2 separate regions of the Homo sapiens genome follow, and region 2 is linked to region 1. Evidence: read pairs that join two places in POLR2A ChIA-PET (ENCODE). Cell type or tissue: CD4-positive, alpha-beta T cell. All regions are shown on one strand.

Evidence for each region. ChIA-PET counts read pairs that join two places held together with the same protein. Peaks named below come from ENCODE experiments on the same cell type or tissue, not always from the same donor. Only the 100,000 strongest peaks of a DNase experiment are listed, where the experiment ranks them.
Region 2: POLR2A ChIA-PET joins it to region 1 with 5 read pairs; 12 of 35 experiments call an interaction of 5 or more read pairs at or near these places.

The regions. Positions count from the first base shown.
Region 1 is chr14:61,333,474-61,335,973 of GRCh38, reverse strand. All of the region lies in intron 1 of PRKCH (protein kinase C eta), which reads right to left. Among named protein-coding and RNA genes, the nearest start is that of PRKCH-AS1, 12 kb to the right of the region's middle. In CD4-positive, alpha-beta T cell, no CTCF peak of the experiment used is centred here; DNase peaks (open chromatin) are centred at 753 and 1,543; H3K4me3 peaks cover 2,323 bases; H3K27ac peaks cover 2,500 bases.
Region 2 is chr14:61,435,991-61,438,490 of GRCh38, reverse strand. The region is part of intron 2 of PRKCH (protein kinase C eta); the gene reads right to left. Among named protein-coding and RNA genes, the nearest start is that of PRKCH-AS2, 110 kb to the left of the region's middle. In CD4-positive, alpha-beta T cell, no CTCF peak of the experiment used is centred here; no DNase peak of the experiment used is centred here; H3K27ac peaks cover 1,622 bases.

The DNA of each region.
Region 1 (2,500 bases):
CCTGCTAATGAGAGGCAGAATGAATAGCTGAACCCCAATCTGGCTGACACCCAACCATCACACTATGATGCACTGATAATTATGGTAGTTGTCCAATAAATACTCCTCAAAGCCTGTATTTGTGTATCATTAGTCCATAATTATAGATTCTGCATCCTAATTCATGTGACTTAGGCAAATGTTAATGTGTCTTCTTTAAACAGACCAAATAAATGTTGAAGGGATGGTCAGAAATATTCAGGGAGATGCCAAAATAGGCATTATCTAAAACTATTCAAAATAGGCAAAATTATCCAGAGTTAGTTCACAAAATTATAATCCAAAAAGTAAATGAGCTTTCAGAATTAAGCAAGAATCAATTATATCTAGTTTTGGCAGATGGGGGGGTTGTGGTTTTTTTTATTTTTATTTTTTACAATGGCTGAGGTTTTATTTCCTTTATGATTACTGTTAGTATGTTTATTAATTCTCAGCCATAAATGTATAGTTTTGTAACAAATAAAAACAAGTTGGGGCCCTATCAGTTATACCACTACAATGCAATTATCCTGTCCATCTAAATTATTGAAACTTTCCATTAATATTTATGAGTCCATAGAAAACAAATACACTTTTCAGAAACTGAAAAATACGGAATAAACTTCAGAGTCTTTGTTTCCTTTCCCCATCCTCTCTTTAGAAAACATGTTACTGAAGGGGGTAGAGATAACTAGATGCTTCTATGATGTCATTTGAGGGCGCCAACAAGACTATACCCTACCCCACCCCTAAGAAACTTTCATACCACCACCCTCTTTTCTAAGAGGCAACCCTGTGGGTGTCTATCCTCAGCCAGTACGATTCTTTTCAGAAGGCCCTTGTCAAAAATATTCATTTCCTCAGGAAATTAAAAGCAACCAAAGCTTTGCCTGCCAAGATTACAAAAAATAAATAAATAAATAATTTTGTTAAAGATTAAAATAAAAAAAGCAACCAGGCTAGGAGTGGCGGCTCTTGCCTATAATCCCAGCATTTTGGGAGGCTGAAGCAAGATAACCTGAGCCCAGGAGTTCAAGACCAGCCTGGGTAACATGGCGAGCCCATATCTAAAAAAATTAAATAAATTAATTAATTAATTTAAAAAGCACCCAAAGCTAGCATTTCTCCAGTGCCTATCTTGTGCTGGGCATGTTTAATGTAGTTCATCTAATCTTCACACCAAGCCTATAAGGTAGCAAACATTAGCACCATTTTCCAAAAGAAAAAACTAATCATCAGAGATGGAGGGACTTGCTCATCGTTCACACTCCTAGGAAGCAACAGATCTGGGACAATGCCCCGAGCTTTCTGACACCAAGCCGACTCTCTTTCTGCCACCCTCCACTGTTTTTCCACCTGCCAAGCTTGTTCTCACGGTAGGGCCTTTGTTGCCTCTGCTTGGAATGCTCTTTCTCTAATCTTCACAGGGCTGTGTGCTTCTTGTCAGTCAGGCCTCAGCTGAATTGTCACCCGCTCTGTGCAGCAAGTCTGCTGCACAGTGCTTTACCTGTCCTTCGCAGACAGTGACCACTCCAGATAAAGCAGCCACCTTGTCACACTGAATCAAGTCACCCTGCTTTGATTCTCTACTTGGTACCTACCCAGCATTTGTCATTTTCTTCATCGTGCGTTTGCCTGCTTGTTATCCACCTCCCTGTGCTAGGGCGGCAGTGCTGGAGAGCCGAGATGCTGGGTCTTGCGTTCTCTGCCCTACCTGTAACACCTAGAACAGGCTCAGGCACAAGGTAGATACTTAATAAACACCTATGAATGACTGACTGGATGGCTACCCTGCTGCCTCCACCACACACTGAGGTGGAGTCGGGAAAGAATCTTGGCCTGAAGTCTAGAGAGCTGGATTCTCACTTTACCTTTAGCTAGGGGGCTGCTCTGTGGACAGTCTCCATTCAGCTCAGTTTCCACCAACATCGGGTTGTCTGTAAGATGCTGACTGAGTGAACTGGAATTCCAGAGAGGACCAAAAAATCTGCTGGGTCACGGGGACCCAGACCATGGGAGACTGGGGCTCAAAGGGTAAGAGGATCAGGCAGGCCTCACCAATCTCATCATTTTGTCTTAGACTAACACAGCAGAACACCATAATGCCCACTGCAGCTCAAAAAGAGGGTGAATGTTTTAAGAAAAAGCGTATGAAAAAGATGAATCCTATTTCTTTTTACAAGGGAAAAGTTTATATTAACAAAAGATACCAAGCCAGGGTCACTCAAACTGTCCTAGTTTTGTTTTTTTAAGTTTTCATCTACTGCAAACCTCAAACAAACTCTTTAAAAAAATAGAGGCTTTTGAAAACACCTAAATAACACAACCAAATAGGTCCTAAAATGGGTCATCATCTAGTATATTTCACCAGAAGCCATAAGTGAGAACACATTTTTAAGAACATCTTTTTCTCTAAAATTTATAGCTCCTAGCTCCTGTTTTCTACTAAGTAACTATTTTCTATAATTAATTGAAGTGAAAA
Region 2 (2,500 bases), 100 kb before region 1:
ACCTGGGGCAAAAGCGTGGATCACAGCTCCTCATTTTTAAAATGATTGTAAGCAAATTAAATCAGAGAAAATTTCTGGCATGGCACTTTTTAGTTTCCAGAATTACTGGCGTAAAATGCACAGCGAATATAACTTTGATTCAGTGTAACATACGATTGAACTCAAGTTTAATTTGCCTAATATCAAAAGCACTGTGGTTTACTGTGGCTTATCTTTAAGGGGGCTACACTGAGAAAACAGAACAGCCTTCTATATGACGACAGACAAGAGAGTTTGGTGGTTGAGGCTGTGGAATCTGGAGCCTGGGGTGTGCAGACGGCTTCTTCCCTTATAAGCTCGGTGGCCCTGGGCAAGTTGTTTAACATCCAATGCTTCAGTTTCCTCATCTATAGAACATAAAGGATATGTTCCTCATAGGGCCATTTGAGGACTTGATAAGTTAATAAGCACAGCATAATTAGAGAAGTACCCGACAGGTAGTAACTTACCTAGTGTAACTGTGAAAACCCTTACTTCACACTACCCTAGAGTTCTAGGAATAGAAAGGATTTTTTTTTTTAAGAGACAGGGTCTTGCTGTGTTGCTAGGCTGGTCTCAAACTCACGGGCTCAAGTGATCCTCCTGCCTCGGCCTCCCAAACTGCTGGGATTACAGGTGTGAGCCATTGCACCTGGTCGATAGAAAGGATTTTTTAATTCAACTGTCTATTGTCTAGAAGAAGAATGAATACCTAGGAAATTGGGGCCTAGAGAAGTTAATGTACCCCGAGACACATTTAGCTAGCTTGTGCTAGAACTGACACTAAAATCTTCCACACACCCTGCACTGTGCCCTTTATTAACACCAGGTCTCCTGGTATCCCTAGAAAGTAATAAATTTTCTAGTGAGGAAACAGAAACTAACAGGAAGGTTAAGTGAGGTCAAGCAGCCAATGACAGAAGTGAGGACACCAGACTCCGTTGACTATTGTTGAACTACTGGATATACTATCAAATGTCTTTTTTCTTCTTCCTGAGATAATTTGTTTTATCATTTGTACACGTGGGAGAAAACAACTGTGAGAAAAACAAACAGAAAAACCTTAGAGTTAACCAAAAGCTACTAGTCAAGAAAGAACCAGAAAATATTATTGGTTTATATCTGCAAAATATATCCCGGGAAGGTAATGAGGTAAGGTAGCAACAGAATTTTGCTTAACATCATCAAAAACACTGAATAAGAACTACTTGCATAAAGAATGATGCATAAAAATGTAAACACAGATGATGATGATCTCTGAGACAGTAACGACACAAACAGAGATTAGGACGCGTGATAAACAAATGCCTAACTTAACTAAACGGCTATTTACAACTGGAAATACAACGGTATTTTACAATCCTGGTTTTATATACTTGAAAATGTAAACATTTAAATGGGTATTTACAACAAGCACACCCCACCAGTGGGTGACAGTGACACGGGCACTGAGCGAATAAATCACAGGAGTTGCAGATATAGTCCTGTAACTAATTAAGGAAGACTTCCATGTTAGTAGTCTTTGGAAAAGAGGAAGGAGAACTTGGTGAATTAGAGCAGGGAGAAGGTACCAGGAATTTTGTGCCAGCACCTGTGACAAAGACTGCAACAAAAGGTTTTGGTATTTAAAAATGGCAGCAAGGCCGGGTGTGGCGGCTCATGCCTGTAATCCCAGCACTTTGGAAGGCTGAGGCGGGCAGATGACCTGAGGTCAGGAGTTCAAGACCGTCTGGCCAACATGGTGAAACCCCATCTCTATTAAAAATACAAAAATTAGCCAGGCCTGGTGGCGGGCACCTGTAATCCCAGCTACTCAGGAGGCTGAGGCAGGAGGATTGCTTGAACCTGGGAGGCAGAGGTTGCTGTGAGCTGAGATCACGCCATTATACTCCAACCTGGGCGACAGAGTGAGACTCCACCTCAAAAAAATAAGTTGAAAATAAATGGCAGCAAAAGCCCCCTCAATGGCACTAGCAGTACAGAATCCTCTGTGTTTTTTGAAAACAGCTTAACTATGTACTCATAGTTATTTCCAAACTCAGATAAAGTGGTTGGACTCACTGTATTAGACCCGGATCTCACTGTGGAGACCCAAATCAACAGCTGCTACACATGTTTCTCAGGGCTTTGGTTCCCTCTGAGGAATCTCAGCCCACACAAACACCAACCATCCTGCAAACTAAATGGGATGGCAAAAGAAGGAGAGGAAAATAATTTGTTACTAGACTGACTCTCTTGAGTAGGACCTACGGCTCATAGCATCCACGCAAGCTGAGCCCATGCTCACTCATCACTCCAGCCTCCTCTGCCAGCAGAACAGTGATTAGAACAGAACGTTGCATGTGAGCATCTGCAACAGGGCCAAAGTTCCATCCAGAACCATGAGAAAAGCCTCTTGCCACATCAGGATGGGAGGAGAGTCCTGACCTCCCATTTTCCACTCATCATCATCTTTCCTTTTTCATGTCTGTGATCTGTGCAA